2 separate regions of the Homo sapiens genome follow, and region 2 is linked to region 1. Evidence: chromatin contacts called from ENCODE Hi-C or POLR2A ChIA-PET data. All regions are on one chromosome and are shown on one strand. The core of a region is the stretch at or near the end of the contact, and the rest is flanking DNA. Distances in the headings are between cores, read along the strand shown. Region 1 overlaps MICAL2 (microtubule associated monooxygenase, calponin and LIM domain containing 2). Region 2 overlaps MICAL2 (microtubule associated monooxygenase, calponin and LIM domain containing 2).

What was found. A loop is a pair of places that touch in the nucleus more often than their neighbours do. ChIA-PET counts read pairs that join two places held with the same protein, here RNA polymerase II (POLR2A). Pooled maps may share reads with other maps.
Region 2: a map of endothelial cell of umbilical vein shows a loop between it and region 1 (6-fold over the local background). The contact joins two enhancer-like sites. A Hi-C loop is called at or near these places in 13 of 168 maps with a recorded cell type or tissue (CD8-positive, alpha-beta T cell, Caco-2, K562 and 10 more), 3 of 37 single-sample maps with no recorded cell type and 19 of 50 pooled maps. POLR2A ChIA-PET finds 5 or more read pairs at or near these places in 23 of 52 experiments (AG04449, AG04450, CD4-positive, alpha-beta T cell and 14 more).

The regions. Positions count from the first base shown.
Region 1 is chr11:12,164,700-12,169,723 of GRCh38, forward strand. All of the region lies in intron 3 of MICAL2 (microtubule associated monooxygenase, calponin and LIM domain containing 2), which reads left to right. Among named protein-coding and RNA genes, the nearest start is that of MIR6124, 3.5 kb to the left of the region's middle. RefSeq lists an enhancer at 2,483-2,777. Within about 2 kb of position 2,477, at least 15 of the 41 ENCODE cell types and tissues checked have a DNase peak (open chromatin) inside an H3K27ac peak, as active enhancers do; they include endothelial cell of umbilical vein and mammary epithelial cell, where a contact is called at or near this core.
Region 2 is chr11:12,197,492-12,202,515 of GRCh38, forward strand. All of the region lies in intron 3 of MICAL2 (microtubule associated monooxygenase, calponin and LIM domain containing 2), which reads left to right. Among named protein-coding and RNA genes, the nearest start is that of MIR6124, 36 kb to the left of the region's middle. Within about 2 kb of position 3,065, at least 19 of the 41 ENCODE cell types and tissues checked have a DNase peak (open chromatin) inside an H3K27ac peak, as active enhancers do; they include endothelial cell of umbilical vein and mammary epithelial cell, where a contact is called at or near this core.

The sequences.
Region 1 (5,024 bases), core at 1,227-3,726:
CTAATTGGCCCACTTCTGGATTTATTATGGCCAAAGCCAGAGGAACTGGCTACTGTGATTGGCAGCCCTTTCAAGCATCACATGATTGATGTGAGGGAGGAGCAAATCCCCAAGGATGTGGGAGTGTGAGACAGATAATCAACAGGTGTCCTTGGCTGGGCGTCGCGGCTCACGCCTGTAATCCCAGCACTTTGGGAAGCCAAGGCAGGTGGATCACTTGAGGTCAGGAGTTCGAGATCAGCCTGGCCAACATGGTGAAACCCCATCTCTACTAAAAAATACAAAAAAAATTAGCCAGGTGTGGTGGCAAGTGCCTGTAGTCCCAGCTACTCAGGAGGCTGAGGCAGGAGAATCACTTGAACCCAGGAGGCATAGGTTGCAGTGAGCTGAGATCACACCGCTGCACTCCAGCCTGGGTGACAGAGCGAGACTCCATCTCAAAAAAAAAAAAAAAAAGAAAAGAAAGAAAGAAAGAAATAAAAAAATCACACAAAAAATGGGTGTCATCTACAGTGAGTGTTGATTTGTATTCTGGCCATGATACAGGCCCCTGGCATATCACATTCATGTGTGGGTGGTTAATGGCCAGCTCCATGAGGCCGGTGCTTGTACTCCTTGTTGTGAGTCAAAACACAGAACAGGGGTCCTCACCTCTTCCAACATGAACAGACACTGTCTTGCTCACATACCATGTTCAGGCATCCTTTGGTGTCATGGTTTATGCTGAGCATTAGTCAAGGAAGAAATGCTGGGCATTTGCATACATGTGGCTGATCATTAATGCTAAGCCAGATGACACAGGTTTGTCAGGTACCAGGCATAAAGCCAAGCTCCTGGTTAGCCATAGGCAGAGCAAGAATAAATGTAATTCAGCCAGAACCCCGACCTTTGTGCTAAAGTGGATGCATCTCAGCACCACCTGGAGTGGGTCTGGGCTTTAGCATTTCACAAGCATTTATCAGCCGCTGCCATATGCTGAGCACCATGCTCCTGCCTCCGTGCCACCATATGTGCGTGTATACACACGTGCGTGTGACAGTGGTGAGAGATTGGGGACCAGGATCTATTTGGAGAAGAAGGACGGGCTCTAATGGAGGTGTCAGGGGACAAGCAGAGTGGCCTGAGAGCTCTCTAGAGCAGTGGCTCAGGTGCCAGTTCCAAAATCTCACTTGGGATTATTGTTTATTATTGATGATTATTTATGAGGGTATTATTGGCACTGAATATTAATAATTCTTTCCCTGGGCGTGACTGTGTTTGGATAAGAATGAGGGTGAACTGAGGATCATGCCAAATGAACTCTTTCAGGATTGATAACTGGCTCTGTATTAGGGTAACACCTGACTCGAATGTTACACCCGACTGAGTAGTGTTACGGAGGAAAACGACCCAGAAGAACCTGCAATATGTAATTTGGTGTGGGAAATGCTATAATCACAAAATTTTGGACTCTGGTTATCTTTATATATAAATCTTTAATGCTAGAAGGAACTTAAGCAGATGTTATGTGCAATCTCTGCATTTAACAGGCCACAAACTGAGGTCCAGAAAGCTGAAGAGAGTGGCATTACTGGGATTTGGACTCTATTTACTGGTTTGCTCTTATATTCTTTTGTTTATTTGCTCATTAGCAGGTGTTTCCAGTGCCCTACACCTTACCAGGCATTTGACAGAGAGGATAGTTTGGAAGATGAATAAGATGTGGTTCTTACTTGAGCTTTATGTGAAGACAGATATGTAATTATTTCTGTATTCACTTTAATTAATCATTCATCAGGTGAATAGTTATTGAGCAGCTACTATGTGTCAGGCATTTGTCTAGCTATGTAATAGCTCTGTAGCCTTGGGCAAGTTACTTAATATCTCTGGTCCTCAGTAGCATTCTCTGTAAAATGAGGATAATAAGAGTAGCTACTTCATGGAGTTACCATGAGAGTTAAATAAGGTAACCTTTGTAAAGTGTAGAAGGCTGTCTAGCATTCTGATAAGTGATCAGTAAACATTTAGCCCTTATTATCATTAATATCTTAAGAGCTATGAGAGAGGTATGTACACTGGTCTGCAGGAGGATAGAAAAGCAAATGACTGACTGTGACAGGGGTAGTCTGGGAACGCTTCCTGGAAGAGGAGGTTTAATGTGGGGCTTGGCAGATGAGTAGGAGTTTGCCATGTAGAGCTGAGAAAACAGCTAAAGGGAGTGCATATATTCTAGGGAGAGTGTGTTGCTCTGTAATGGGAAAGGAGGAGTGTGTGGGGTGCGGGGAAAGGGTGAAAGCCGGAGAGAACAGAGTGGATGGATGGTAGGAAAGGCTGGAGGAAAACGCCTCCTGGTCCAGGCTGTGAACAGAGGGTCTCGTACTCAAACAGAGGACCTGGGAAACCATTAACAATGAGCCCCTGATTCCCAATCCTGTCCAGGGTTCTTTCCACCACTCCCCACAGGATTGCTCAGTAATCACAGGTACCATTACAGACCAGGGGGTATTTGTACATTGTTGCCATAAAAACTCGCAGGAAATGACTCATGGACTCTTGTCACCAGCAGGAATCAGGCCAGCGTATGTAATGAAAACTCTTGCGTTATCTTTTTAGAAGGATGTGACTGTATTTTATGAGTATGCAGCAGGGTCACCACACACCTTTTGCTCCTGGGCCCCTCCCCTGTGTGTAGCCCAGGCCCCGGTTTGTGCTCGAGGGCCAGACGGCCCTATGGTCCCCAGTTTCCTCCGTAGATCACACAGGGAGGCAGCGAGGCAGGGTGCAAGGATGTTAGGGGTGGAAGGGGTGACACCGGGAGCAAAGACTGCTACCCCTTGGCCTGGATAAACCTGTCTGACATTCCCGACCTCTGAAGTCATCCATCATGGCTGCGCTGGCTCAGACACTTCAAGGGCCACTTTGCCTGATACGGGCAGTTCCAGTCATAACCGATAAAGCAGAAGATGGTCCCTGGGGTGTGAAACTCTGTGCGAGTTGAAGAAAAAGCTTAAAAGAACTCTGGATTTGTCTGCTTACCTGACAATAGACTGCCGGCCCTGCAACATTGAACATGTTTCTGAGCCTGGATTGCCAGTCGGGTTGTACCAATGGTTGCATTTGTTACCACAGCTGCACATGGAATGTGTGGGGTTTGCATGAGTGTGTGTGTTGGGCATTATATGTGAGCTTGAGTAAATCCAATTCACAGCAATGTCATATGGAGAAGAAAAAACTTTCCTTTTTAGCTGTCCTCATAGGAAGTTGTTAATCCAGGTTTACTGAGTTCACTTTATAAATATATTTCTAAATAAAGACTTTTTTGTCTTTTTATGAAAAAACTAGGCCAGGTGGGATGGTTCACGCCTGTAACCCCAGCACTTTGGGAGGCTAAGCTGGGAGGAATGCTCAGGGCCAGGAGTTCGAAACCAAATTGGGCGACATAGTGAGACCTGGTCTCTACAGCAAATACACACACACACACACACACACACTTATGCACACATACACCATACATACACATACAGTTAGTCACACATATACACACATACACACACCACACACACATACACACATAGATACACAAATACATATACACCACACACATACACACACGCCACACACCATACACACATACATACACACATCACACATACATATATACAAATACATATATACACAAATACACACATACACACACATACTACACACACCACAAACCATACACACATTCATACATACCCCCCACACACCATATACACACATACACACACCACACACACGTACATACACATGCACTTATACACACATATACATGCATACATACCACACACATACATAACACCACACACACACTACACACATATCTATTTCTTTACATAGACACATATATATTTCTTTAAATATGTATATATAAATATATATTTCTGCCCCCATACTTATCTATATATTTCCATATATATTTCTTTATATATATACTTTTTCTTTATAAGGAAAAGAAAAGGTTTCTTTGAAAAAAATGCCTGCTCATGATAAAAAATAACTCAAGTAGGGTAAGAAAATATAGGGTGAGACCGGGCAAGTGGGACCAACACAGTGAGAAAACAATGTGTTTTCACTAGCTGAGGGTGGTGCACCCCACCGTGCCTGTGGTCCCAGCTACGTGGGAGGCTGAGGTGGGAGGATCGCTTGAGCCCAGGAGGTCAAGGCGGCAGTGAGCTATGATTGCACCAGAGTACTCTAGCCTGGGCAACAGAGCAAGATCCTGTCTCAAAAAAAAAAAAAAAAAGAAAAGAAAAGAAAAGAGAGAGAAAAAAAAAGACAAGACAAGACAGTGTGGATTTGAGCCTAAGCCAAGCTAATTTAAAAAAAAAGGAAAGAAAATTTAGTGTGGAAGAAGTTTCTTTTCTCCACTCCCCCAGTTTTCCTTCCTAGAGGCAAGTACTCTCCCATTTCTTTTGTGACCTTCCTGAAAATCTCTGCATGTTTGTGGATGTGTGTTATGGATGCATGCACTGCCCCCTTTATTTTCTTAATGGGAAAAAAAAATCTACACACATTTTTTTCTACACTGGTTCTGAACTTTTTTCACTGAAAAATATATCTTTGAGATTGCTTTATCTCAGTAGGTGTGGATCTAACTCTTTTATTCATGTCTTTTATGGTTTCTCATTTTATGGCTATAGCACAATAGCACCATCTCTTTTATTTATTTATTTATTTATTTTTGAGATGGAATCTTGCTCTGTCACCCAGGCTGGAGTGCAGTGGCATGATCTCAGCTCACTGCAACCTCCGCCTCTCAGGTTCAAGTGATTCTCTTGCCTCAGCCTCCCAAGTAGCTGGGACTACAGGCGTGAGCAACCATGCCCGGCTAACTTTGGTATTTTTAGTAGAAATGGAGTTTCACCATGTTGGCCAGGCTGGTCTCAAACTCCTGCCCTTGTGATCTGCCTGCCTCGGCCTCCCAAAGTGCTGGAATTACAGGCATGAGCCACCACACCGTCTATAGCACAATTTCTTTAGCTTAGCTTATTTCCAGTCTATTG
Region 2 (5,024 bases), core at 1,815-4,314, 33 kb after region 1:
CACAGGCAACAACAAAGATGGGACTGTGTTGACCTGTTCACTCCATACTTTCAGATCTCAAGTGAGGTGTTCGACTCTGCTGCTGGCAGGGGTACAGGGGTGGCCCTCACACCCTGACTTCGGGGAACCTATGTGTTAAATGGGGAGATGCCATGAGACCCAACCGCTACCCAGAGAGGTACAAGCCCTGAGGATTGTGCTTAGAACTTCTAAACTAGGCAGCAGTGTGAACGAACTTCTGAGGCCAAAAGGCAGAATGTCTGCGAATAAAACTGTCCCTGAAAATCCAGACCCTGCAGCTACTGGTTACAGTTGGTCATGGAGGAGGAGAGCACTGGCTCAGGATGGAAGGGAAGAACAGAGAGAAACGGAATGTTTCTCAGAGGAATTAGTTGGTTTTTTTAGGGAACGTACAAAGCATAGGATACCTTTTTCCATTTTATTTCTGTAAATTTCTAAGATTGATAAGTGGTGTGTAATTGTTACTCAGGAATAACTGGATACAGAAGAGAGTCTGGAGATGTCAGGGCCATGTCAAGTCAGATGAGATGTAACTCCTTTCCCAGAGCAGCACTTGAAGTTCCCCTGGGGAGCCCCTACTGGCCAACCCCCTCTCAGAGATTCCTCCACAGCTAGAACCTCAGGTGATTTTGAGCATGTACCCTGGAATCAGAGGTTAGGTTTTCACCCTGGTTCTGTTACCACGGCTATGTCATTTAACCTTCCTGAGCTCCAGTTTCCTATGTGCCAAATGATGATGAATATGCCTAATTCAGGGTTACTGTAAGAATCAAGTGAGATGCATTTCTTAAAACATGCTTAGCACAGTTCTTGTACATTATAAGCAGGCAGTAAGTGTTAACCCCATCTCTCATGAGTAAACCCCAGCACTGCCCTGCAGGGGTGAGGCTGTGCAGCCAGGTCCCTATTGCAAGCCCTCCCCCAACACACACATTCTGGCAGGTGGGTGGCACCTTGAATTTGAAAACTCTCCATCCTGCGATTCTGAACCAAGCTGTTCTTATTCACGGTAAACCAGTAACAGCCAGGGGCTTCCTGCCTGGATTCAGATAAGTGGCTGGTACTGAGAGCCAGGGAGGCTGCAGAGCCACACCAGGAAGTATGGTGGCACGTCCCTGGCACCAGTGCACTGCCCTGGGGAGCTGGCCTGCAGGTCAGTGTGCTGGGAGGACTGCGGCTACCAGGAAGACAGCACCATGCATGACCTCCCCCATGCCCAGCTTGCTGCCAGGGCCACCCTCACCAAAGGAGGCTTGCACTATCCAAGCCCAAACTCCCACTGTGGTGGCACCTGCCAGTGTGACTTGCACAGGCTCAAGCTCTGTCCAGCCTATGATTTCCCACCCTGCGGAAGCACATGAAGCTCAGGCTGGACCTGGCTTGCTCGTTCCTTGCAGAGCCCCTGTGAACCCAGCCTGAACCCCAGCTCCTTTCAGGAGGCCACAGTGTGCTCAATGCAGGGAAGGAGCCAAGTCCTCTCACTTCATCCTGACCTCACCACTGAGGTCGGGCTTCACTGTCAGTCAAGCCGGTAAGAGCATAGACTTTAGACCAATAGTACCTGGGTTAAAATCCAGATCTGACAGCTTATTTGTTATGTGACTTTAAAGACATTTCTTACCCTCTTTACTCAAAAAGAGAGTTAATAAGAGTGCCTGGAGCAAGTTGCTTAACTTTTCAGTGCCTTAGTTACCTCACTTATAAAGTGGGGATGATCATAACACTTTCATAGGGTAGTTGCAAGGATGAAACACACAAAGCAAATAGGACAGTGCCTGGCAAATAGAATGTGCCAGGCACCGTGCAGTTAGGTCTCACAACTGTCCTTTCTAGGTGAGGTGCAGGGTGGGTAAGCCAGCTGGAGAACGCCACACCCTGGTCAAGTGCTAGCTTCTGCACTCGACCTCGCTGCAGTGTCTGCACACACAGCTCTCAAGGAACACAAGGGCAGGATTCGGAAGTGGAAATGAAACCTGCAGACTGCTAACCCCTGGCTTAGCACTTGGTCCCCTCGGCATCTCCCTCTGGGGACTGAATCTCTTATGCATTCCTGACTGCCCCAGCACACTTGCCCACTTGTAGGCTGGTGAGAGGGGCGGCTGGAAGATGCACCATGTCAAGAAGTGGGTTGTGTTTGCAGGTTCCCCTGGGGAGGAGCAGAAGTCACACGTGAGCTGGGGCCGCCCAGTCCTTGTGTCCTGACTGTGGGCTAGTTGGTCACCATCCCCCCATCCTGACCCTTGATAAAGAGCTGATTTTTCCATGAGGCGTTTGTCTCTCCTCTGTGCTAACGTGGAGGCCTGAACACCGCCGAGCTTATCTATACAATGGATTTCCTGCAGGTGTTGGTTCTGCCCTGCTCCCCACTGGGTAATAATTTATGTCACCTGAGCACACAGATATGCTGACATCCATGATGCTGGTGGCCCTGGCAGACCCTGGCTCCCCAAGTCTGGGTGGAAATCTGCAAATGTGAACCCCCAACTGGTGTGAACTGAAACATCCCAGTTGTGAATGGAGAGCCAGAACTGGATGGGTGGAGAGGGTGTGGAGAGTTCATCAGCTGTCTATTGAGGCCTCCTAAGTAGCAGGCCTGGTACTGGGCTCTGAACACACAGAAATACAGAGGACAGGGGCAGCCTTAGAGGAACCCTTGGACTGGCTGTGGGTTAGACACGGAAAATATGACCCGCAGAGCTGGTTCTGGGGAAGCAGAAAGGACACAGCTCATGGGAGCGCGGGGCAGGAGCTTAAAATCTCATTGAGTTTTAATGAAAAGCTTTCCTTCCTTGGACATAAGGCCTAGCTGGGTCTGAGGAAAGAGCTCCTTCGGGTCGAGTTATCACAACCCTTTGCATCTGTGGTCTGTTTGGACCACATCCAGCATCCAGAGCTTCTACAGTGGGCATGCTGGGGAAGTCCTCATCTCTCCCACTCCTCTGCCCGGGCACGTGGCTGCCATGGTATTTGGCCTCTTGCCAGAACACCGAGTTCCCATATTAATCACAGCAAGTGCGTTCAGAGAAGACCTGACTTGGCCCCTGCCAACAAGCCATCTCTCTGGCCTTGATAACATCTGTACCGAATTTTCTCCCTTTATATAATTAGGCCCGTTGGTATTTGCTTTGACTTTAGATTACGGTATGACTGGCATCTCTGAAATTTCAGGCCCGAAATATGTACTGGGGCCCAGGATGGTGGGAAAACCGAGCTTTCGCCAATGGGATTTTAGGTTTAGCCAAGAGAATCAGAAACTGTACACCAGCTACTGTTTGCGTGCAAAATGCATGGCAGCTCCCTGACTGGTGGGAAAGGGGTCTCCTGCCTTGTCCAGGGAGCAGTACTGGGTCGGGCCTGGTGGACAGAAGGATGCAGGGGGCTCCCCTCCTTCTTTCCTGCCTCTCTTCACCCCACATCCTTCTACCCCTGCTCCAAAACAGGAAAAGATGTACTAACTGCAAAGAAATGCAGTGAATCCAGACTTAACCCCAAAGCAAACCTCACCAGTGTCGGGGCTTGGAGTCGTGCTTTGAAATGACTGTCATTGTCTGGCTATGTCCAAGCCAAGGAGCTGTTTGTGGAGTGAGATAAAGAGCAGTGCTGGGCTTGGGAAGCGGGGCTTGGTTCTTTCCCGGTGGCTCTATCCAGAGAGGAAGCACGTGGGCTTGCACACCCACTCACTCCCTGAAGTCTCCAGCTGGATCTCAGTGGTGACTTCATTTCCCCTAATTAGGTGTCTACAAACTCTCTGGAAGGTTCCAACCAGTAAGCCACACTGATCGTGGTGTGGGAGCTCCTGATATGCTTGTTTGCACTGTCCCTTTGGGACCCTGCAGGCCCAGCTGAGTGATAACTGGATGATGGAACGTTTGCTAGAGGAAGGGGAATGTGTTTTTTTAAGATAAGGTTTGATCTCAAGCAGAAGGGCAGTTACCAGATGCCTCTGCAATGTCAAGCAGTGAGGAGTGGGTGCGCATTCCCTTGCCTGACGCCTTGCTGGGGGTAGTCAGATCCCCCAGGCAAACTCCTGCCTTAGGAAAGAGTTTCCTCTCATTCTTTCAGCCAGAGTATTGCCATTTTGCTCTGGTTTTAGACAGTATCGATGTTCCTCGTAAGATTTTCTGTGGATGAAAAGGCTTTTGCCGAATGTAGCTATCCTAGGTCATTGTGGGGAAGTATCCTTGTCTTTTTCAGCATGCAGTGTCCATTGAGGACCGAGCGTGGGACTTGTACAGAATCCTGTTTTGTCACTTCTGCCCACATGTCCCAAATGCCAACAGGACCAAGGCCATAAAATACGCCTTTGGCACTTAAGACTTTCACTGGCCGGGCACAGTGGCTCACGCCTGCAATCCCAGCACTCTGGGAGGCCAAGGCGGGCAGATCACCTGAGGTTGGGAGTTCAAGACCAGCCTGACCAACATGGAAAAACCCCATCTCTACTAAAAATACAAAAAAAATTAGCCAGGCATGGTGGCACATGCCTGTAATCCCAGCTACTCAGGAGGCTGAGGCAGGAGAAGCACTTGAACCCAGGAGACAGAGGTTGCGGTGAGCCAAAATCACGCCATTGCACTCCAGCCTGGGCAACAAGAGTGAAACTGTGTCTCAAAAAAAAAAAAGACTTTTACCATTTGGCTGCAGACCAACTCTCATCTCTTTTCTCTCCTTCCCGTCTCTTCTCCCAAAGTATCCTTCTCTCCATCCACCTTGAGCTTCTTTCTCTTTCTCTTTGAAAGGGCAGTTACCTCTGCTGAAATGTTCTTTTTTCTTTTTTATTCCTGGCAAACCAGAAGCAGTCCAGCATGGTGGGCTCTGGAATAAGACTACCTGGGTTTGAATCCCAGCTCTCCCCCTTTCAATCTGTAAAAGCATGAGCCAATTAAGCAGCTGCTTTGTGCCTCAATTTCCCCATCTGTGAAAGGGGCACCATAATAGTTCCTTAGATTTGTTGTGAGGATTAAGAGCTAAAACACAGAAAGCACTTGAAACCGTTCAACCCA